Linked DNA regions of Homo sapiens: region 1 is linked to region 2. The links are chromatin loops, found by intact Hi-C in ENCODE. Cell type or tissue: PC-9. All regions are shown on one strand. Links, peaks and the distances in the headings refer to the core of each region. The heading gives the core; the rest is flanking DNA.

Region 1 (8,000 bases), core at 1-8,000, 53 kb before region 2:
TGTGGTTTATCTGCAAAGTGGGGGTGGGGGGTGGCGGGGACCATGCCCTCCTCACCAAGCTGGTGCAAAGGAATGTCGTTCAGGGTTTTTAAGCCACACTCTCATTGTGCTTTCTTGGACTCTCTGATATGGTTCACTGCCTATGAAGATTTTTGTCCTGTTTTACTTTTCACTGGTTTATTATTATTATTATTACTGAAACCACATGGATACTGAAAATGCTTTTAGAAGACACCACCCTCCCCACCTCCCTGGCTGCCTCCACAATCTCGCTGCAATTGAAATCTCTGCTCTGAGAGTAAGAAAGGAATAATATGTGAGAAGCAGCCAGCACAGCGCCCAACAGAGTGAATTCCTAGAAATGCTACCCTGACCCTGGCTGATCCTGACCCACGGCCTCTGGTGTCCTTGTCACATGCACCTTTCTCCCTGCTGGCTGCTGGGGTCACTGCTGACCCCTGCTCCTCCTTGCTTGACGGATGCCTACCTTGCTGAGCCCAACTGTCCCAGGCTTTGGCCTAAGAATGGCAGCCTGCATCTCTCTGCAAGGGCCAGGCTGGCAGGTGGGAGAGGCTGGGAGGGGTCAAGTTCTGCAGACTTCTTATTATTGTTTCTACCACACTCTCTTCTCTCTCCACCAAGAGGGTGGGCCACCTTTCTAGTTCCCTTTATGGCTGATGTTCATGTACTTTCTAGTACAGAGTGGGCACGACAGAAATGCTTGCTGCGGTGCAGCAAACAGAAACAAACAGGCATCTCTAGCCTGCTCCACTCTGCCGCTCCTGTATGGAGGGATCCCACTGTAGTGTGACTGCAGGGAAAAGCTGTAGATGTGGATGGATTCCCAAGTTTTCTGGCAAATTGTTTTTTTTTTGCATGAATATTATGTGAAAATGATTTGTTGAATTGGCATGTCAGAGCAAAATTAAAATTTTTTCTTTCTCAGGCAAAACCAGTCATCATAAGAACCTAGGGTCTCGCAAAGATGCTATGCAGAATTAGTCTTTGGGCGCCGTTTGTGAGGCCTTTAATGTTTTTCTCTTTTGGAAAAGAGACGCTTGCCTGACACCCACGTCTCATGACTACATGGACTGTCCCCTCACCCTGCACTGCCGAGAGCGCTCCTACGGGTTTCCGATGCTGCTGGACGTTAGTGCTTCCCTGCCTACTTAAGAGGAAATGAGCAGGTTCTTCTCTGGACAACACTTCCAGATTAGGAAGTATTATGTCAGGATGGTGGGTGGAAAGGGAGAGGAGAGGGGGGGCAGAAGCCGAGGAAGCGCTTCCCAAAAGAGGACTGGCCCAGACTCCCTGCTACTCTGGCAGCCTGGGTCTCCTTCAGAGGCAAGCTCCCTGCCCCCGCTGTCTGCCTCGTTTGACTCCTGCGATGCTGACTTGCTCTCTGCCTGGTACCCTGTCTCTTACAGAGCAAGGCCTCTGTTTATTAAATATCATGAACTCCTGCCCATTCGAAAGGGAGAGTTAGGCTCAGCCTCTTGCTGGTTCAACTGAGTGTCTACCTTCTTGGCTGTGTGAACTCCCAGGCTATCTCCTCTTCTCTCTTCTCTGTCCCTTGATTTCTCACCCTCACCCTTGCTTTCTCCTTTCTTTCTACCCTGTTCGTTCTTCACATTTGTACCTTTTGTTCGTTCTTCACATTTGTTGAAGGCGTCCTCTGTGGTAGCTGTTGAGCAGGAGTGGCACAGGCCTACAGTAAAGAGCCACACACAAGTCCCCATGCAGAGGACCAGGAACCTCTCCCTTTCTCCCTCTCTATTTAAAATGCGTGGTTTCTACATATTCATTAAGCCCACAAGGAGGCCCTCAGAGCACATTCCCAGCTTCGTTTCACCACCACTGCTAACTTTCATTCTGCCTCTTTAAATGCTTAGCGGAGATTTTGGTATACTGGGCACATTTTTAAAACGGCCTGTTGAAGAATGAACAACTGAATGAATGAATGATTGAATGACTGGTGATAGCAGCTGACAGTGCTGAGCACTGGCGATGTGCCAGCCCTTTCACACACGTCCGTGCAGACACCTTTTCTATCCCAGTCCCCACACGACCACCTCGTTAGATGACCTGGGGTCCAGAGACTGAAGCATGTGGCTGCACAGACCAAATACCCTGAGACCCCAAGACCACTACTGGGACCATGGCTTTAATTGCCCTGCTGGGAAATGCACCTGCTAAGCCAGAGGCTGCTTGGGGTTTTATATATATGCATATGTGTGTATATATATATATGTATATGTGTATATATATATACACACACACACACACACACATTATGTGTGAGAGCATGAGACAGCGTGAGCATGCACCTTGGTCCCGTGCCTCTGGGGAAGTCCGCGTCACTCTGTCAATCTAACAAATCCAGCTGACCTCTGGCCCAGCCCTTCCCCACTCCTCACACCAGGGCTTTAAAGGACCTGAGCCATTTCTACACAGTGTCTGTTTCCTCAGAACACCGGTCTTCACCAAAGGCGTGGGAAAGGGCAGAGAGCACAGGACATATTCTGGAATTCAGGTAATCAGTTGGAGGGTTTTAAGTCAGAGACAGCTTTGGGACAAGGAGAGAATCCCATGTGAACTTAGAGGAGACTTGACGCATGGGTCTCCGTCCCACTGCCGGCACATTTGAAAGGACAACTCTGTGCCTGGCGCAGTTATGCTTTAACTGGTCCCCAAAGATAAGAGCTGCGATACGGCCTGTGAGCTCCCAGGGTCCGAGCAGAGGTCGCAGGAAGAAATATCAACAAAGCCTCAGCGGGGCCTCTCAGGAAACTCAGTTCCTGCTTCTTCTCCGAGACCCTCACTTTAATTGAAATTAAAATATTTATTTTTGTTAATTACTACAGGAAAACTGGAATGAATTTTGAAATACAGCACTGAGGTTAAAAGGGGATTTGAAAAGCCAGCCTGGAACTTCCACTTACAAAAAAGAAGGCTCTGCTCCACATGGCTGTCGGGGCTTATTCTGGCAGGGTACCCCAGAGTGAGGGGCGGGGGCTGTGTTTGACCTTGAAGGGCTGGGTGTTCCCAGGGGCTGCCGCACCCCACGAGTCTTGGGAGGAGTTCAGAGTGAGAGGCGGGAACTGGATTGTTTGTGTTCTATTTTGTAAATCTCCTGTGGAAGAGCTCATGGAGCAGTGACTTAGGAAGGAAGTGGAGGAGGGGAGGACGAGAAGGCCGCGTGGTTCTGGTGGAGTGGAGGGCTTTCCTATCAACACTATTCTGTTGTTGCTGTTGTTCAGAAGTATTTATTTAAAGCAAGATCAGAAAGAGGCTTAAGGTTCATCATCTTCAAAATAACCCACCTCTACCAGAACCATGCTGAGACCAAGACCACCATCACCCTTCCCCTGGGGGCTGGGGCTCACCTCTCACCTCCACTTTGGGCTGGTCCTGAGGCAGGCAAGGCCAGACACTCTTGGCCACAGCTAGGGAGAAGGTGAGGGGCCCCGCAGGGCTTTCTCAGGCCTCATCTTCCAGGATCCCCCTGTACAAATGATGGTGTTCTCCCCTCAACCTTTTAGCCCTTGGGGTGCTGGTGGGGAGGGCAGCCCCACCCCAGAGACCCACCTGCAACTGGTAGAGGTAAGGGATGGGGTTCAGGGGGGCTCTGAAACTACGGATCTGATGAAGTTTTTAAGCAGAGTGGTCACCAGGAGAAGCCTCCGCTCCTGTCTCTGGACTCCAGATCTCAGAGCATCTGTGGCCTTGAGCTCCCTAAAAAATGGAAGAGTCTGTTCCTCAGGCCAGCTTGCCACCTTCCCAGGCAGGCATAGAGTAAGTGCTAGACCTCGGAAGAGGCAGGAAAGTGTCAGAATGTCCTATTCCTAGACAGAAGTGGTGCAGCACGGGCACCCTGCTGCTCAGGGAGGGAGGGCTGCTGGGACCCCTGTCCTGAGAGTCATGCTCTGAGCTGGGGCATCCATGCAGGCTGAGAGGCTGCACCATGGAACCAGGCCACCTGGATCAAATCCTGAGATCTTGGCAAGTGACGTAAACACCGCATGCCTTTGTTTCCCCATATGTAGAATGGATTAATCAGAGGGTGGAATGAGTTTATGTAGAGATAGCACCCATGGAGAGTCCCGGGTAGGTGCTCATGATTGTCACCATTTCCTCCAAATGCCAAATCTATTCTCTCTTCTCCATTCCTTTTGCAGCGACCTTGAATTTGGCCACCATCTTGCCTTTGTGATGAGGCTCCATGTGCTTGGCCCTGAGGGGTCCACCCCTCCTCCCCAGTGTCCCTTATCTGGTGGTTTCCTCCCTGTCCTCAGCATCTCCCAGTCAGAGTCACTTCCCCACCCTCAAGTGCCTTCACGCCCTGTCCGCAGCCAACTCTCACCCACAGAGGCCTCCTGGACAGGGAAAGGACCTGTCACGCTGTTTGGTCTGCAGGACTCACGGCTCTGGAGGGTGAGGGGCCATCTGGCTTGTTCACTGCTATCTTCCCAGAGCCAGGGGGCTTGGCTGACAGACCCATTCCATTCAAACTTGGAGCTCACCCTCCCTGTGCCTTGCATGGTGGCCTCACTATAGCTGCGCCTCCTGCTCTGACCTGCTTCCCTTCCTGCTCTGTATTTGTTGGCAAACTTGGGGAGATAAGAAATTTTGTCTTACTTCTATATGTATTTCATGTGATGCTTAACACTAGCAGGTAAATGCTTAAGAAATAACTAGTCAAAATGTCTAAAGATGATGAATGTGCTTCAACAGCACTGTGAGCTTTGTCTTTTTAGTGATATACTAAAGTGATCATTAGGTTAAGTTTAGCTGCGACCCTTTGTGGAATACGCAAGAACAAATAAAAAAAATAACTCACATAACTGAAATCTCTGGTCCTTGGACCTAGGAATCCACAAAGCTGTGTGATGTGAACGTGCTGGGTAAGTCATCCTCTCTGGCCCAGTGCAGACGGGATCAGGAGGTGCAGGGCTGAGTCACCACCCTGGGGCCACAGTTAGTCAGCAGGGGTAGGCTCTGCCGAGTCCTCATCTGAGGATGGGAAAGCCATGAGGGGAGGGAGCAAACCTGGATGACGAAGGCCGGAGCCCTCTGGGACCTGCCTTGCAGTTGCATTGGAAGCAATGTAGAGCAAGCCAGGGTCTCTTCTCCATGACAGCCTATCTCCACCAACACACTGTGGCCCTTCCTCAGTGCTCCACCCAGTGTCACTTTCACTCTCTCACAGTCCTGCTTGTGTGCTATGACACGCACACAGCACGATCTGTCAGCGTGGTTTTCGTGACCTGGCACCTAGGAATAGGCCTGAGTGGCCTGGAATGTGCTGGCACCACCAGCTTGGAGTCTCCTTCCCTGTCTCCCGGTGTGGACGGGATAGCCCGGCCCACTCAGCTCATCTTCCTCTCCCTCCCATTAGCAGCTCACAGGCACTGGGGCTTCTTGTCAGTAGCAGAGCCGTGAAAGCACCTAGGGCTTTTTAAAATGGACTTGGACCAAATTAAGTAGCCCACGTACTTGTAAAAAGGAGCCTTTGACGTTTTCTTTGATGTTCATCTGCATTAAATTTTACCTCATAGATGGAACTAAGTGTAGTTTGGTGCTTATACAGTTGTGGTCAGAGAGTGCCATGTGTAAGCCAGTTTCATTCTGAGAACCCTGCCCCACCGCTACCGTGCGTTGTTCACCAGGCCTGGCCTCAGGACTGTAAACTGATATTGTTTGCTGTACTACAGAACCACATCAGTGTCTGCCTGAACACTCAATTCTGTGAGACTGTAATCTGCATTAGGTGATGAGAAAGCTCTGTTGTCCAAATAGTTTGGAAGAATGTGAGATGAGTTGCAGTCTGAATGGCAGGACTCTGCAGTCCTGGGCATGGGAGGCTCCACGGGGAGAGGGTGGCACAGGAGCAGGGCTTTCCAAACGGCACGGATGACGGGATCTTTGGATGACTGTGCCGTGTGATTTATTCTGGGATTTACTAGCTGGCTTGTAAATCCCAGGAAGAGTAGACAGGCTTTCTTAAGTCTAACTTAATCCCAGTGCATGAAAGCCACTGTGAGCTCCTGTGTGGGGAATTTAGGAGGCACCTGCTCTTTCTGGCTAGTAAGCAAGTGGTGTCTCCGCAAGCTCCTGAGATGGTTTTGCATATGGAGAACAAAATCCATTTTCCTTGTAGATGGCAAGGGATGTCTCTCTCATGGTCTACTGGTCTCATATGGATTCCTCCCAAGACACCTCTGTTTTTTTTCCTTTTTCCTTTTGTCTAGTTGATATAATTTTATGTAATCTCTTTGGCAGTTTAGTCAGGACAATGAAACTTGCATAACAGTGGCCAGCTCTCCCATCAACATTTAGAAGAAAACTTACCTAGATAGTTTGTGCCTTTGTGAGTCAACACAGGACATTTATAAGCCAATAAATCCCATTTTGAGGATGCCAGGAGTTTAGTTTCTGGTCAGCCACTAAGTGTTTCTGGGTAGTTTTACTTCAAACGTTTAAAAAGAAAATTTTTTAATACTCAGATACATTGTAAGTAACCCAAGAGCAAATTTCTATTGTCACAATTTGGGGAATCACTGTTTTCATTTCCCTCCAGGGACAGCTGTTCCATCATTGCAACTATTCAAATACAGAGGAATGAGGTTTCTCTTGTGAACTAAAAAGCAAATCTAACAGAGACAAAGCGTTAACTGCCCGTAATGTAAAAGGACTTCAAATCAAAATAAAGCTAATCAAAGTACAACAAACACAAGAATGGCTTTAAATAACAGATTGAAATTGTAGGTAATATTATGCAGAAAACTGTCATGGAAAACTTTCAGGCCCTGGAAACTTAAACTCAGGCTTTCAGTAACTTCTGCTTAAATGGGACACGCACTAAGTTTATTCTCTGTAATGGACACTATTATATTCGTTTGTAGAAGGCTAATTTTTGGGGTCAAATAAACCTCCACTTATCTAGGTCAGGCCAACTGGAATGTGAGCATGAGAAGGAGCGCTGGAGAGCAGGTCATGAGCAGCAGAGATCAGGAACAATGGCGGGCATGTGATGGTCATGCTGCGCCAGGGAATGAGGGTTGGCACAGATGTAGATTAGGAAGATGTTTCTGGGTATATTTTAGTGGCTGCTCCAACCTAGGTCAGCCAAAGGGGATCAAAGGAGGAAAAGAACACTCAGTGGGGATCAGCCATGTGCTGGGCCTGTGGTGGGCGATGCGAAGGGGCTCACTGCCCTCCCTACCTCCCAGAAAGACAAGGGGCAGAACACACTCCACAGTCGGGAGACGAGGCGCAGACAGGCCAGCAACGTGCCCCCGTTCACACGGCGAATGCGCCAGAATCCAGATCTGAATCCACAGTCCACTGGAGTCCTGAGCTCATCCTATATTGAGCGAAACCTGCCAAGACTACGTGCCCCTTAAGGAAAACGGTCACATACACATTTCACACGGATGGCCCGACCACCTCTCCACCATGTAAGGAGTCACCTTTGTGGAGCTGGGGGTTACTGGGAGATGATTAAGAACAGCTGTGGACTGTTGGCCCCCTCTGATGAACGGAGGAAGGGCAGCTCCCACATGCAGGGCCGGGTTTGGGGAATAGCCAGGGCTCACCTCCCGGTTGGGACAGGTAGGCACAAACTCAAGTAAGCCATAAACCAACCAGATATTCTGGGGCAATATGTGCTAAGAAGAAACTAAAACCAGGTGATAGAGACTGCCTGGGCAAGGAGGGCAGTGCTCTCCATTCCCTGCTTCAGATAACCAGGAGGAGAGCTGGGGAAGCAGGTCTGGGTTCCAGGTCAGGGCATGAGTGGATGTAGCTCCACACCCAGCAACATCTGCCCCAGGCTGACCACCCCCTCCCCAAGACAGTGGGTTGCACAGTGTCTCCACATTTCACGTCTACCCAAAACTGCAGAATGTGACCTTATTTGGAAATGGGGTTTTGCAAATCTAGTTAAAAGTCTTGAAATGAAATCATCCTGGATTTAGGGTGGGTCCTAAATGCAATGA
Region 2 (17,076 bases), core at 5,499-13,498:
CTCATGGGCAGCTCCTTCAGTCCGGTTTTATTTGCATCATAGTTAGATAAGACTGCTAAGGCATAGGAATTTTCGTAGTACATATTTCCTCTGATGATCTGCAGGTTTTCCAAAGGAATTCGCTCCACTGTGTTGAGGGCAATGAGGACATAACCAGCCACCTCCTGGATGGTCTAAGAAGAGAAAACATAAATGCGTGATTTCTCTTTTGAGGAACTCAAGAACTCAAGGTCTAAAATGGGTCCAGGGAGCCCTAGGACGCCCAGTTGAACCCTAATGCACACGAGTGCTCAACAACTGTAAAATAGGTAGACGATTGCAGTCATGGACACAGGAGGCAGCATGTCCACGATCTGCAACAATCCCTGCACGTTAGCCTTTGACCCCTGTGATAATGAGCAGTAAGCATTGTTCTGGAACACTGTGCTCTCATGCCTCACGGGGTTCAACACTCTCCAGTGAAAATGGAAATTAAAAAGAATTACTTTGTATCTGTCTTGCATTATTTCTTATTTAAAAAGGAAAGGTAAAAGAAAAACAGAAGAAGGCTAAGTAAACCCCATCCAAAATTCAGTGAAACTCTGAAGCCTTCAGAGCTGGCTCCTATGGGGTCATTAGCGCCTATCGTGAAATAAGAATTCTGTGACCAGCTGAGTGAAACTTGGTACCTTGAAATCAGCTATAGTAGGAGTATTTACACTAAGGGAATAGGCAAATGGTGCAAAGCAGGGCTTTTAAAAAAAGTTTTTAAGAGCGAGTATGGCAGCACATCATGACTGAGGTAATGGTCAGGGATAAACGTCAGTGTCTATGATGACATGGAACTCCAGATTAGCCTGTTTCTATTTGATATCCTTTTCTAGTTATTACTTGACATTAGCTGGTAAAATGGCTTTCTCATAAAACTCTCGTTTGTAGCTCTGTAAGACTTGTCATTGCCATAGCAAAAATAAACACACTTCAAGTGGAATTCTGCCCAGGCCTTTCTCCACTTAGATTTTCTCCAATTTTATTTGTGTAGGAAAATCAAAGTCACCAACCTTTAAGAAGGAAAGATCATAATTCCTCTGCACATAGGTAATTTCCAAATTCCCAAGGACCACCTCACAGTTATTGAACATCCTCTGGAGGCTGAGAAAATGATCTTCAAAAGTGCCCAACTGCGTGAGCTTGTTACTCGTGCCTTGGCAAACTGGAAGAAAAAGACAGATATCACATGAAATACTGAGAAATGCAGAAAAACTAAAATAAAACAATCCCTCAAGGTCCAGGTATTAAGGGTAGCAGTTTCTTCACTCTCTCCACACAGAGACTCACCCATTCCTGCCCAGGTCATCTGGGCGCAAAGCTTACTAACTTAGTGAGCTTTAGTGACTGATAATACAAATTCTCACTAAAGGACACAGCAAAGAAATTTGTGATAAAAGATCTTTAAGTTTATATAAGGTGCAATTCATAATAAGAGATAGCTTGTCCCTATAATGCATTGAATTGCATTAAAATGCCAAAATAAAAAAATGTTGAAATTTAAAGGGGTGGGTGGTAGATGAAAATTCTATGAAAATCTTGAAGACAGGATTAACCTGTAAGAGCTCCAGTAGGCAAAAAATAAATTTCACAAGGTATTTCACGAATATAACTGTAGGGTTGAGTTAATAACTATATAATGAACTTTTTACTTCTCAAAAATATTGTGAGTCACATTGTTGTGCGTGCAATGAATGTTTACAAACATAACATACACTGGGCAGTAGTGTACACAACACTACACCTAAAATCAGGGACAAAAGTGTAAATTAAAAACCTAACTGGCTGGAGATTAAAAATATTATTCAAATGAATGCATCAAAGAATAAATCAAAGGTCTAACTGTAGAATATTCAGAAAATAACAAACATCAAAATACAACATTTAAAAACACTCTCAGCTAGTGAGAAACCCACACATCCCTATGCTCGTCCACACTCCATGTTGATCCACCCAGCACAGGCGGAGGCACAGTTACTTCCCTCACCACCAGCATACAATCTTGTATGCTTGAGTTCCTAATGTTTCAAGGCATCAAACTTAATCCAAGAAAAAATTTTAAATTAAGGGACAAAGTTGGACCATAGAAATGGACGTGGTGATCCATTTTTAAAAGCAAAGGAGAGGTTTATAATAAAGTTGTATTTACAGAACTAGTTCTTTGAAAGGCATGTTTAGGCAAGCATAACAAAAGAGAGTCTTGGGCCTTTTGAGGCAGAGAGTGTGTAAAGGGACTATAATTTGAACCCAAATTATCTTAAGAGTGAAGAAATATGGCCTCTGGCTTTGGATGTTGGATTGAGCCTTGGCCAGGTTCTTCCTCATCTGCAAAGGCACTTCTGCAATCACAGTAACCAGGTGGTAGAGCACAAACCATGGCCAAAATCAATACACTGGCACTTTCTTCAATGCTTTTTACATGTGCATTTCTATTTTACAGGCTTCTTTGTTCCTTCCCCATGGGAATGATTCTAAAGAGTATCATTGGACTGTCTGCCCTCTCAATGAGCCATGGAAATGAGCACATGTTCAGACAGCACATAACCAACCCAAAGCACTTACACAAACATTAAACATGAAGCAATCTTCACATCCTCTTTAACTCTGTGGGGATTTCCCTGTTCTTCCCTTCTGTGTTCTCATTCAATTTCAGTGATAATGATAGCTTTCACATGGGAACCATGACAGTTGACAAGATGGAGTCCCTCTCTCCTATCACCAGGGGCAGAATTATTCCATCATTTTTCCAACCATAACTCTGGATTGACCCAGCGTCTCTGGTCTGCTTTTCCTCAGGAGTATGGGGGAAATGAGGTTGCTCTGAATGCAACCTCAAGTTGGAACAATTGTGTGGTTGTCGGCTACACATGCAGATAGGGCTAAACTGATTTCCCAATTCTAAGGTTCTTAAAGATGTCAGCACTGATGTAGGTACCAGGTTGTGACAATAACATGTGGCCTTTCGGTTGGCACACCTTGGAATAAAAGCTGCTTTCCCAGCTGACAGACTATGGCCTCTAACTCTCATTCCAACTAGATTGGCTGTCGTCCAGGTAGCCGCAAGTGTTAGTTGGGCCCCTCGTGCCAAACAGATGAACAGGGTCAGCTAGAACCTAGGGCTGGAACACGTTGCAGAAGAGTTTCCTCAGGATGCAGAGAGATGAAAACAGGCAGCTGCTTTCATTTTAAATAATCAAGGACGTCAGCTTGCAAGTTTCTCTCAGCTGAACCAAAGAATTTTTATTATTCAATCACAGAGTAAGTAACTTTTGTCAGTAAAATAAAGGAAAACATGCCATTTAAGATTAATCTATTATAGAAAACAGTATTTTAAAAAAACTGTACTTGTGCTTTTATTTATTTATTCAAAAAGTGCTAAATAAGCCCCAAATGACCCCCCAAAAGCCCCTTCAGGGCTTATTTAGCACTTTTTGAATAAATGAATAAAAGCACAAGTATTAGAAGCACTTCATTATCTATGAGGATAATGACCCTTCATTGTCTACAATTAGCATGTATAACTTTTATATTCAGAAAAAGATCCTGTATTTGGGAGACAGTAACAACATTACATATTCTTGATGTAAATCTTAATTCACAAAACATTTTGGGAAGCAACTGGACAATTTGTTTAAACAAGTAAGTATGCTTAAATTCTACGTCATGATGATTCCACTTTGGGAAACGTATTCTGAGGAAACAGACCTTATGCAGAATGTTGCTCATTAATTTTGTTAATAATGGAAAAAATTGCAAAGAAACTTAAATGCCCAATTACCCAACATGTCTATACTTGAGAATAAGAAGGCAGTTGATATGCTATTTGATTCAATATAAGGCATGTCAATCTTGAATACTATCCTGGGTTAATTACTAAAGTATCAAAAGAAAACACATAAGGTTGTTTCTTCTGAGGCTTTCCCCTGTCACATACCCAAAAGGAGACAGCAGCATTTAACTGAAATCTAGGATGAGGATCACAATGACTTGGTCTAGGTTTTCTAATTAAAACAAGGTATGATCTTGGTTCCATCCTTATACCAAATATCTCATGTTAGAAATATAAAGCAATGAGAAAATTTAATGTGAGACCACTTATATGAGTAAATTACTTAAAAATTACAGTCACAAATTAGGTAGATTTAAGACAAAACTGCAAAGAGCAAGAGGTTTTTAATTAATTTAAGATAAGGTTTTTGTTTAGCCACTTCCTCATTGGGTGACCTTGAAGTACTTCTCCAAGCTCTCTGTGCCATGCTTTCCTCAAATATGAAAATGGTGACAATAACGTTGATCTCTGCTGTGGTTTGAATGTGTTTTCCAAAGTGCGTTTATTGGAAACTTAATCACCAATGCAACAGTGTTGAGAGGTGGAAACTTTAAGAGGTATTATAATTAGGTCATGAGAGCTGTGCCCTAAGGAATGGATTAATGCCATTCATGTAAGAATGGGTTAGCTATCACGGGAGTGAGTCCCTGATAAAAGGATGAGTTAAACCCGCTTTTTCTCTTCCCCACCACCTCACATGCATGCTCTCTTGACCTTCCACCATAGATTGACACAGCATGAAGGCCCTCACCAGCTGCCAAGCAGATGCCAATGCCATGCTCTTGGACTTCCCAGCCACCAGAACCATGAGCCAAATACATTTATTTTCTTTATAAATTACCCAGTCTGTGATATGGGTATAGCAACATAAAATTAACTAAGACAACCTCCCAGAAATGTTTTGAAGATTGAAAAAATATATAAGCTTTTGACTTTCTTTTATTAAAGTTAACTATTGAGAATGCAACAGAAACATAACATAACATGCATCTGGACCCACGTTAGGGGATGTCAGCCACTCTATATTGTCTTAAGTTATTGTCTAAACTGAGATGTTTGGATCTGCATATGGACTTACTCAAATGTTGGCCATTAAACACAGTTACTTTATAGAATATTTATCAAACCAGAAAAGAAAGAAGAAAGAAAAATGAATACATAGTACTTTAAGGATTACATAAAAATATTTATTTAAGACTAGGTATTTCAGTAGTTGATTCAAAGAAAGAGTTGATATTACTTTAAGTCTATACATTTGAAAACCAGACAATTAAAAGTATTTGCATCAAGTTCCATACAAAATGCTAGTGGTTTGCCTTACCCTTTGCAAATCTGAAGACAAATTCTACTGCATCAAGAGCAGCAGGCCCTATGACTTAGGACTTCAAAGCACTAACTTTTTGTCCTAAAATTTTATTATGATTTATAAATGTATAGAAAAGCTGAAAGAATTGTACCGCAAACATCCTTATGTTAGCATTTTACTACATTCACCTTATCACATATCTATTTTTCTGTCTGTCAGATATGGTCCTCTAGTCTGCCTTTGGATGCATTTTAAAGTAAAGTAGAGATATCACTATACTTCACATTGGTATATCACTAACCAGAGTTCAATATTAGTTTGCAGTCATCATTGTTGTTTTTAAGGTAACATCCACAAACTGTGAGAGGATTAATCTTAAGTGTAGCATTTGATGAGCTTTAACAAATGCACATGCTGGAGTAATCTGAATTCCTGTCATGATCGAAACCCTAACTGTCATCCCTCATGCCCCTCCCAGTCGATCCCTGCCCCCATACACCAGAGGCAACTGCTGTCCTGATCCATTTTCACTACAGAATAGCTTTGCTTGCTTTAGAACATAGATGGACTCACACCACACTGTCCTCTTGAGCAAGCCTTATGTCACAGCACAGTAGTTTTGAGGTTCATCTCTGTTGTTGTGCTCCACTTGGCTGTCAGGGGCAGGTTCAGGAAAGTGGATATACGAAGTTATCTGTGCATTCTTGTTGGACATCTAGGGCGGGCCGGTGGTCTCGTTATTATTTTTCTTGAGAAACTCCTCACTTTATTTTAACTGAAAATAAAAGCAATCTGCCTCCTTTAAGTTTTTAAATGCCTCTGGTTTTGTAGGGTAGGCCCTGTGGCCTTCCTCTGCTATTATGGGGTGTATACCACTCTGCCCACAAGCCTGGGCAAATCTATATTACTTATTAAGACACAGTATTAGAACAAGTTTCTCCAGATTTGCCCAAATCCACTTAGACACTTAGAATCGTCTAAGTAAACTATAATTGTTTTAATTTGTTGTTTTCTTAGCTATGCATTAAAGGCTGCTGAGGTATGAGCTGGGCTGTTGTCAGTCTCTCCCCTTGGCCTCCAAGTTGTCTCTGCTTCCATCCCCAGCCCAGATCTTCGCATCTTTGCTTCCTTTGCATCTTCGAGGTACGCTTAAAGGCCTACCCTCTAGAAAAGCCTGTTCTGCAACTACATTAGCTTAAGTACCCACCATTACATCTGTCACATTATCCTGCATTCTCTGCTCCCTGGCAGTGATCACTACTTATTATTAAGTAGGAATAACTTAATAATAATCATGAAATTATTATTTGCCTATGAATTTGTTATCCATCTTTCCCTACCAGATATACAGATGGTCCTCAACTTTCCATAGGGTTATGTCCTGATAAACCCACCCTAAATTGAAAATAGCAGTCGAAAATGGCATTTTGTAGACATGATAGGATTCAAAAACACAAAACACAATATCCCCAAAATGCTGGTGACACAGTCCACTGTATAGTATCAGCTGTTTAGCCTCTTGATTGCATGGCTGACTGGGAGCTCTGGCTCCCAGCCATTGCCTGGCATCGCAAGAAAGTAACATATCAGACATCAACTAACCCAAGAAAAGATAAAAAATTCAACATTAGAAGTATGGTTTCCATTGAATGTGCATTGCTTTCACACCATCGTAAAGTCAAAAAATCTTAAGTCAAACTGTAGTAAGCTGGGGAGTGTCTGTAAGGATGTGTGTGTGTGTGTGTACACATATGTGTATATATAGATAGCTTATTGGACCTACTGGTATGAAATGCACACACACATGTTGGATTTATATTTTTGTTGTGAAAGCAATGGATGGCCATGTGACCAAAGTCTTGGATGACTTGTCCTGGGTTTCTCTGCCTTTCTCGTTTCCGTGTGCCTGAGGGAGATAGAGGAGGAGGTGGGCTGTATGGGAAGAGTGACAGTCCTTGCCACTTTCTGGTTGGTCATTATAAAATATTTCTAGCTTAGTCATATATTTAATTAGGCTTTAAAGGCCAGAGGAGGATTTTTTTCCCGCTTTCTTGCTGAAAGATTTAAGAAAATCTCAAATAAGATGAATGGATAGTTCATTTATAGGATGAACTTAAAAATATGTAAGGAAAATATAGCGAGTTTGCCAGAGGTTTCATTGAATCAGGACCGGTCATTTCTTTTGCTATACTAAAATCTCAAAGTGAACATGTATACACATCTCAAATGTGCTCAAATGCACGGAAGCATGACAGGAGGAAGATACACCGTGTTGTTAACAATGACCTTTTCTGAATGGTAAATTTCTGGGTGTTTTTCTTATTTACTCTTCATAGTTTTTGTGTTTTTATGTTTTCCATAGTGACCATGTATTACTTTATGCTAAAAAATTACCAAAAATTTAAAAAAATCTGTAAAAAATTTACAAAAATCAGTGTTAAAGAAGGCTAAAGAAGGCTATCTTAAAAAATACATTCCTTAAAAATTGAGAAATAATCATGTACATCTATGAAGACACTCAATTTACCACATAAAAAAATTTTATAAATTGTGACTATAGAACTAGACTAGTCTATGAAATTGATTTAAACCACACAATAGTTTGTAATAATGGAAACTAGAAAACCTATAGTTGTGAGTCATAATGAAATAAGTGGTTAAACCAAAGTAAATACACTTATTTAAATTTTCATTGTGGGTTTAATCAAAACTTTTGTGGGATGGAAAAAGTCATAATTTTGAAGACAACTTTTATTCACAAAGCAAATTTTATGTTTTTTCCTCAGTTGTTCCTTATTTTACCCTATTTTATTCCACAACTAATAAATAGTTCTTAACTGATAGGCATCCAAAGATACCTGTCAAACTGAATGTGAATCTATATTGGAACTTGAAAATACACATGTGATACTCAAAAAGTCCTTTTGAATTTCTGACAATCTTCCATGTACATTATAATATGCCTTCTGGACTAAACATGCCAAGCTGCGGCATGCCCAGCACAGCTGCAAACTCATGTATCTCTAATTAAGTTAACAAGCAGAAGACTTGAAAATAACATCTCTTTATTTTGAGTTAGGGAACAGAATACCCAAACTGGTGGACTTCCAACCCCATGATTCTCCTTCTAGCCATTAAAAGAATCCAAAGCCAAGCTTGTGATTTGTAAAATATACACTAAGTAGAGTGAGAATACCTCTTGGGAGTTCCCACCCTCTTGGGAGTTCACTGATGCTTCTGATCACAGGAAGGCCAGTTCACAAGGGACTGTGGAATATGCTTCCAGTGACATCATCAAACTTCTACAGTGTGAAGATTGTGATGGTACCATTATGGGATGATCTCTAGCCAGTTATCTCAACATGCTGGGTCTCAGTGCTCAGTGTACTCTGATTGACATGGGGCCAGCTCGGCGAATTTCACAGGGCAGTTGTGAGCAGTACTGAGATCATGGACATGAAAGGGCCTCAGAAATCATAGATCTCTCTAAATATGGAGCATGACACTGAGGCTTCACATGGCAGCAACTATTGCAATCTATTTCTGCCTATGTGCCTTCAATGATAACTGTTTTACCTTCATTGGTTTTTAAACTAATAATCTTAAATCACTTTCCATTTTTTATGGGCAACTGAATGGCTAGTAAATCAGAAATGAATTTGACCTGTTATTGGACTATAAGAAACAAAATTGGGCTAAAAAAGATTTCAGAAAGCAATACCCGTTGATCTGTTATGTATTCAATACAATAGTTTCATTTTGAGTCCCTACTGTGTGCCGGGCAGCACCCTTTGCCCTGGCAGGCAGTTTCTCATAACGTTTCCATTTTAAACACAAGGACACACAGGAAACAAGGCTTTTGGACGGAGGAAGGCAGATGATTTACCTGGAACTGAACCTGGATATGGCTGGGGTGGGCCTCACTGTGTCCTGAATCCTGGAACTGGACCTGCATGTGGCTGGGGTGGGCCTCGCTGAGTCCTGAGTCCTGGAACTGGACCTGTGTGTGGCTGGGGTGGGCCTCACTGAATCCTGAGTCCTGGAACTGGACCTGGATGTGGCTCGGGTGGGCCTCACTGTGTCCTGAATCCTGGAACTGGACCTGCATGTGGCTGGGGTGGGCCTCGCTGAGTTCTGAGTCCTGGAACTGTATCTGTGTGTGGCTGGGGTGGGCCTTGCTGAGTCCTGACTCCTGAGCAGGGGACATTGGAGAAAGGACAGGATGCTGGCTTCGATTCAAAATCCCTCTGTGTGAGAGGATAGATAGCAGTGAGCGTGCTGGGCCTGGCTTTCCTTCCTAGACAGAGGGTGAGTAAACGCCTCCTCTCGGGCCAGCATTCTACTTGTCTAATCTCTGCGCTGAGACTTTTGCTTACTCATGTTCAGGGGCTCTCTCTTTACACACAGGCATACTTTTGAACTGAATAATACCACTTCCCCTCCAAAAGTCTGTGGGCCAGGCCGGTGCTTGCACTCTGTGCCTCCACTGTGTCCAGGGCATCTGCCTTGCTGCTTCAGGGCCGTGTGGCTCCTCCAGTGGCGCCTCAGACCTGCCAGAGAAGGGCAGTGCAGAGCCAGGGCGGCAGGAGCCCCAGCAGAGCTGGCCTCTCCCTTCCTGGCTCGCTGGGGAGCCGACAGCACCACAGAACCCGGGGTGGGACAGAATGGGGCAGTGTGGACGTGGGGATGACGGAGATTGCATGATTATCACCAAAGGTGAGCTCAGAGACATCTGGTAGAAGGTAGGGGGAGATACAGAATTCCTAAATGGGGTTGGCATCAAAGATCACTGCTGGAAAATCGGCTTCAAAACCCGGCCAGCTGACTTCAGGAAGCCAGCTCTTTGTTCAAAGTCAAGACTGCCCTGTGCTACCTCCCTTCCCCTCTGACTTCACGTCCCTCTTTGTTACTGGAGAGCTGGTGAGCACCAGGCAGTAGAAAGGTGCCAAGGGCTGCTGGGGGCTGCAGACTGCACAGCCCAGCCCAGCCTCCACCACCCCAGCAGGCTCACTGGGCAGCTCACTCTTTCTTCCTCAGCTTTGCATGAGACAGCTCAGTGCTGCCTGCCAGGGTGCAACTCTTCTCTTCCTAGACAGGCCCTCACAACCGAAGGCACCCTAGCAAGGTGATGTGCAGGTAAAGACAGGCAGGGCTGCCGGGAGTTCACCTCGCTGGGCGCTGTCTCACCCAGTCCACACACCTTTTCTCCTCTATCTTCTATTCAGTTCAGGCCCGTGACTCACTCCTTGATGACAAAGGCTGAGTAATATTTCCCATATGAAGCTGTTTATTTGCTGGTTGAGCTGTCGCCCTAGAAGTCATGTGAATACCAAGCATGGCTGAGAAGCTCCGTGGCCAGATGGAGTCAGCCACAGAGGTTGCATGATGACCCTTTGGCCAGGCTCACTCCACCCTGCTCTGAGATGCACACCAGGCACCAAAGTTGCTTGTTCTTTTGTTCATTAATTCAACTACAACATATCTAGTAAAGTAGCGCGAAGGTAGCTGCTAAGGATGAATCAGAAGTACTCACTGCCCTGAAGGAATATGTGAGTCCTTTGGGGAGGCAACTTTACACATGAAACAGTCACAGGACATCTCAGAGCCATGCAGTGTAGAGGTGTGCTAAAGGAACACACGTCAGAAAGAGAAGTCAGTCAGCTCGAGAACTGGGACGAAAGCACCAATATTCCTCATTACCAAGCAAATGAAAACATAATACTTCACATTCAGATTAGAAGACTACCTTGCCTACAAGTGCCAAGTGTTGGGCTTGGTGACTTCACCATACGTAAAATACATAGTCCCACCATTTACCACTAAAAATAAAGTTTCTTCCATTTCTTTTTTTTATGCCTTCCCATCCTCTGGATTCGAATTGGGGGATACAAGTTATTATCCTTCCTGGTTTGTTCATAGTTATCTGTAAGAAACACATCTTCATTCATTCTTCTTATAGTCAAAAATCCTGAAACAGATATGTAATTTGCAAGGAAATAAAAGATCTCTGACTCAAAAATTGGGATTGGAAATTCTTTTTGCAAATGTTTATCTGCAGAGAGATTTTGTTTGGCTTCCGTGGGGTGGTGCATATCCACCCCTAGCCCAAGATGGTTTAAATGTTCTTTTAAAATTTTTCTTCAATTTTTACCCATGTTTTTTAAAAAATCAATCTCTACTGCAGAATTGCGATTTAAAGCCATCTCTATAAACATACACACATTTACATTGGTTTACCCATGAACATTAGGAAAAAAGCATAAAAGCCCCTCTTTCAAAAAAAAAAAGACAACCAAAAATCGAAAGAAAAGAGCAATCACAAAGACACCAGGAGCAGGTCAGTGCACCAGTGTGCTTCTTTTTTTTTTTTTTTTTTCTGAAAGCAAAGATGCTCCCTGCGCTTGTCCCTTTGACCTCTGCAGCACTGGGCCACAGAATGGCCACGTCTAGCTGCTCCACTGTTCCATGACAGCTGTTAGCCTGGGAGGCTGTGCTGTGTGAATGTCTCTGAATGCTGACAGCGCAAGGGGTCAGCAGCAGGGACCTCAGAGCATGCTGGACACCCCAGGGCCTCTGGACTTTTCCCCCGAGGGTCAAACATGCAACTCTCAGTACTGACAGGAGCAGGACAGCCAGTGAATTGAATTGCTGGGGGGCAGAGGGCGCTCAGTGCCTTTGGGGTAGCTTGGGGAGAAGCAGCTTCGAGAGGGAGTGTCCGAGGGGCCCAAGCCGCCCCGCCTGTGGTTTCTAAGCCGACCCTAAGGTCTAAGCTCGCATGGTGCTGCTTCAGGCTGGAGGTGTTCCCTGAGTCGTCGTCATCTTGTCCTCTTTACTGCGGGGAACAGATGAGAAGCAGTAAAAGGAAGAAAAATAACCTTCCTAAAAGATTACTGACTCAATTTTACCAATGAGCAGTCCACTGCTTGCTTTTTTCAAGTTATAGAAACATGTCATGTTGTCAGCAGAACGATGCAGCCAGTAGTTTATGTTCATGTCATAAAGTGTTTGAAGAGTGAAAAAAAAAAAAAGAAGGTGGAAAGCCAGCCTCTGCCGGCAGTTTAGTCGACAGAACCACAGGCAGCTGCACTGTTACTGGCACATGTCAGTGGGCACTGGGCTCAGTGGAGTCCATGGTTTGGAATCCTGGTGCCACCCCTATGAAGGCAACATCTTAATCATGTTGGGTCTGTTTTCTTCATTTGTAAAACAAGGACTCATGTACCTGTGACTCCTGGGAGGGAAGTGAGAGGGGAGAGTCCCTGGTCAAAGCACCTGGCCCCTTAGTCAGACTTGAGTCTGAGTGAGACTAGAGGGGTTGCACAGGAGGAATCCCGTCCCTTTCTCTAAGCACTCAGAGGTTGCCGGCCTGCCCTCCTGCTCACATGTTGTGATGACCTCACCATGGAGCGGGGAAGCTGGTGCTGACCGCAGCTGACCAGCCCGCCTGGACACAGGGATGCGTCTGCGGCTTGAAAGGAAGGCAGCTGGCCTTGTGTCTAGCAGGGATCCTGTGCGGGGCACATACAGCTGAGAATTCCCTTCAGGGAACCCAGCATGCTCTCAGAACAGTCTCCACCCCTGTTCTTTTTCATTTAGAAAAGGGCCTCGCCTGACCCTCTGTGATGGTTTTGTAAGCGTGGTTGGATTTGTGTGCTCTGAGTGTGTGTGGGTTTTCATTTAACGCTTGTTTTAAAATGAGCCCTCTTCTCACTTCCTACTCAACTGAAATCCTCCTTTTAAGTTTCATTTTAAAGTGGGTGAAGGGATGTAGCAGTGTGAAGACAGACCTTGTCCCGGGGGCGGGCGTGAAGCTTTCCCTTTCCCTGGCTACCCTGTAATCCCAAACTCATTCCTGGGGTCGTTGACAAGGAAAAACTGACTCAAAAATCACTAACAACTACCAAGTTAACTCAGGAGAAGCCCCAGCCAAGTTTCTGCCATAGAAGAATCTTAATTTTGGCTCAGGACATTCTTGCAATAGGGCCGCACTCCTGTTTCTAGAATATATTATCCCTTCCATGAGGAGAGCTGCTAATTAACAGACCAGTTCCTGCACGTAGGCACTTGACATTAGATGGCTCCCCTGCCTGAAAAAATGAGTGAGTCGGGAGTGCTATCCTGAGCTGGCTCTTTACTGCCCCAGGCCTGAATCTAGTGAAGCATGAGCCTGAAGCAGCGCTTGCCATGTCTCAGAGAAGGGCTCAGTAAACCTCCTCTGAATACAGCCAGAGAGTAAATGTTTTCAGCTTCACCCATCATATGGTCCCTGTCCCAATTATTCAACTCTGCTGGGATAGTGTGAACGCAGCCACAGACTGTAAGCAAATACATATAGTCATGCTCCAATAAAACTTTATTTGCAAAAACAGGTGGCAGGCTAGGCGTGACCCACAGGTTGTGCTTTGCCAGCCCCTGTTTTAGGGAAAGGCCTAGCAGGAGGTCAGGAAGTATGTGATGAGGAGCCCTTTCATCCTATACTTTCTAGAAGACAGACCTGGTTGGAGTGATTCATTTTCCCCCAAGGCCAAACTCCAAAAGGATTTTCTTAGTGCTAAGCTCTTCCTATTTCATCATCAGCTAAATAAAGGAATTGAAGTAAGATACAAGGTCCTGAAACCGGAGAGGGAAATGCAGGGGCTGGGGATTGTTATTTGTGTGTGTTTGTGTGCAGGGCAGTGTTGCAGCTCCGTGCTGGGCACAATTTACTTCTAGATTGGGATACTCACTCCCTACCCTCACCACTCCCACCCAGGGCCCCTGCCTTCCCATACTCTACCAAATGGTTGTCCACTCCTCCTGGACCATTCTGAGTGACTAGGAGTGTGTGAAGAAGCAGTCTACTCTTGTTATTGACAACCCTATCACATAATTGTTCCTTATGTTAAGCTGAAACCAGTCCCTTGATAATTTTGTTTGACTTAACACAGATGCAACGTATTGCTTCTCTACCTTACAGCCCTGCAGATATTTTAAGACAATAATTGTTTCTCATCACGTTTCTCACCCCAGTGCTTTCCTGCAGATTCCCCGCCTCCACAGCCCTCCTGGGAATTCCACGTGTGTGGCCTCTCCACACAACTACATCCTCTGCAAAGGCCTCCCCAGCTAGATCTGCTTCTTGGCTTCTGTAGTCCCCACGGCTTTCTCTCATGTATGAGCACTCACTCACACTTGAGTGCTGAAAGCATTCTATTATTTCACAGCACATTTTGTCCTTTAAAGAGATAACATGTCATCTGAGAACAGCACAAACATTTTGTTTTCTTTAGCTTATTATTTTGAAAAATTAGCAAGCAATAAAAAGATAAATAAAAATTGTTGAATTACTGGAATGCATGCATGAACATCATATATAAGTTTTCAACAGATGTGATTCCCTTTTCTGTACAGTGTAATAATGAATATGGCAGTTGAGTAATGAAAATGGAATCTGTATTCCATCTATTAATAGTAGGCCTGACGGTAAATTGCTCTCAAGTTTGGATGAGGAAGTATTTTTCCTTGCTTTGGTCTCCCCTAGGTTTTAGTTTCCTATCACATCCTACTAGCTTAATAGAATTATATTTGCTATTGACTACAGATATAGAATCTTGTAGAAAACCCATTTTCTGATTGAATATATTTGAGATCTAACTAGAGTGATATTTTCCAAAAACATGGAGTCTTCTAGAATACTAGACAAGAAAAGATATCATTGCCATGCTTTGCTTCATTATTAATTACTATGCAAGGGAATACACACAAATAACTTGCAGGGGTGAGTCACAGAACACACGTCGTATATTCTTTAAAAAATTCCTACTTTCAACTTTTCTCTTAGGTTTTCTTTTGCTTTTTGAAAATGTTTTGTGATTCTCTTCTTTCATTAAACTTTTTAAAATAGCTTTCATATTTAAGGGCAAACTTTCTTAAATAGCTTTCATATTTAAGGGCAATGACTAAGGTGAAGCTGCTCCGCCATGACAGTAATTTTAGACCAAAGAATATTTCAGTGGATTTCTTTAACTCTCAGTAATAAACTATTTGAATTTCTCCTCCTTGGGGACAATTAGAAATGAACCGCAAAGGGACACATCAGCTGCTTTGATCAGCAGAAGTGTCTTTCAAATGCAGGCATCGTTCGGTGGTCTAGGAGACTCGTGGTAATGAAGCAAGAAGAGGAGTGGAGCAGCAGGGCTGGGGCCAAGTCCCTGGGTCTAGAAAGCCACTATGAATGAACGCTGCTTGCACCCATTATAGGTCTAAGCACCAATCCAGGCTCAACCGCTCACTCCAGGAGGATGGGAAGCCTTTGTTTTGGTTCCTGTGCCAACTCTGGCTTCTCTGGCTGCCCCATTCAATCTGACAGAACATGTTGACGGAGATAAGGTTATTACTGGCTCCCGCAAGGCCCTACCATGTGAGGTGGTTTCCAGTGGCCTTTCCCGGGGCTGAGAGCGGGGCCTGGTGAAATGGACATATTATAAGAAGTCTGCAATCTGTAATCTGAAGCAAGCTTTTGTTTTTCTTTTTAAGTTGACTGCCTGGTTATTGAGGCCAGTAACCAGAGAAGGGAAAAACTGGAAGTGTGTACTTTGTGTCTCAACTGAATTCATCCTGAAGTTGTTTATTCTGGCCCACTGTCAAGTCTTTATAAGGGGGGTGTTGGCGGCAGAAAGGATTGGTCCTAATGGCTATATGAGTGCCTTCTACTCAGCTAATTTCTATGCTGTTGAACAGCCATTCAAAGCGTATTATTTTTCCTTGAAGCCGAGAAAGTTTCTATACAAGCATTCCTTTGAAAGTGCAATTAACTTTTGTAACAATTTGTGCTTTAGTTTAAGAATTGCAGATGTTGTGTGGGTGGTGGGGGGTGAGGGGGTGGGAAGGAGAGGATGAAGGAGTAAGGATATAGATGCCTCCCACTTGGAAAATGTGGTAACACTTCCTTTCGTGGAAAAAGCGCATCAATTTTTAGAATTACTAAAACATTTAGATGGTTGGTGAAACAACTGAGAAGGCCGTGATGTTTGGTTTGGGGGAGGTTGGACTGGATCATCTCCCAGCTTCCTCTCCTTCCTAATGAGACCCAGATCTTTGTGACAGAATTATCTGGAATTGTGATTTTATGCTTGGAAACTGTCCAAAGGTTGGGTAGCAGAGCCCTGCCACTCATCAAAAATGCTAGCTCAATTTGCAAAAGAAATACAAAACCCAAAATGTCACATCACCATTGGGATGTAAGTATTGATGTGCGTGGGTCAGAGGAGCTCTTATTAACTAGATGGTACATTAGTTTTCACTGGGGAATGGTTTTCACCATTAGAAATACACTTGCACTGCCCCCAAGTCTATTCCTTATTATTTAGTGTTAGTTTGAGGTTAAGCGGGGGTGTTTGGTTTCACTGAATGTTTGTGGCTATTTCATACTACGGTATGATCCTTAGTAAACCTTCTACCTCAAAATCCACACTACTTTTTGTATAATGAATATCTCACTCATCCCCTGACAAACAAGATAACATTTATAAAATACTTTATAGTTTGCATTTGCTAATAATCTAGATTTTCTAATTCATGTATATCCAGTACTTAAACTATTAACAGAAATCAACCTAATAAGGAAACTATTGAGATTCAATCCCACTAGAATTAAATCCCTTTTATATGTGTGACTTCTAGGAAAGCAGTTAATCAGAGGCAGTGCAGGAGCATTTCTCTCCCCCTCACTGGTATGTGGGGATGAGGTGTGCAGTGGGGGCACCTGGCATGGTCTTTGAATGCATGGGTCCTGGCTTCACAAGCCTGCGTTTGCACCCAGCTCTGCCAACAGTAGTGGGGTCCCCTTGGGCAAATGACTTCTCTTTACTAGCTTCACTGTCCTTGTCTGTTAAGTGGGAGTAGAAGAATGCCTCCCTCGTGGATTGTTGCAAGG

Evidence for each region. Peaks named below come from ENCODE experiments on the same cell type or tissue, not always from the same donor. Only the 100,000 strongest peaks of a DNase experiment are listed, where the experiment ranks them.
Region 1: it touches region 2 in a loop (5-fold over the local background); 10 of 110 quality-filtered maps call a loop at or near these places.

What each region holds. Positions count from the first base shown.
Region 1 is chr7:55,183,390-55,191,389 of GRCh38, reverse strand. All of the region lies in intron 20 of EGFR (epidermal growth factor receptor), which reads right to left. EGFR-AS1 (EGFR antisense RNA 1) reads left to right here and starts at 2,441. Exons shown (of 2, transcript NR_047551.1): 1 at 2,441-2,533. RefSeq lists an enhancer at 5,016-5,789. In PC-9, for the core only: no CTCF peak of the experiment used is centred there; DNase peaks (open chromatin) are centred at 4,969 and 5,728; H3K27ac peaks cover 2,629 bases.
Region 2 is chr7:55,126,402-55,143,477 of GRCh38, reverse strand. It overlaps EGFR (epidermal growth factor receptor), which reads right to left. Exons shown (of 28, transcript NM_005228.5): 2 at 1,041-1,192; 3 at 1-173. Among named protein-coding and RNA genes, the nearest start is that of EGFR-AS1, 54 kb to the left of the region's middle. RefSeq lists enhancers at 9,699-10,698, 9,639-10,838, 11,352-12,259, 12,565-12,724, 12,735-12,814 and 1 more. In PC-9, for the core only: CTCF peaks have their summits at 9,701 and 9,905; DNase peaks (open chromatin) are centred at 9,527 and 10,587; H3K4me3 peaks cover 1,525 bases; H3K27ac peaks cover 6,995 bases.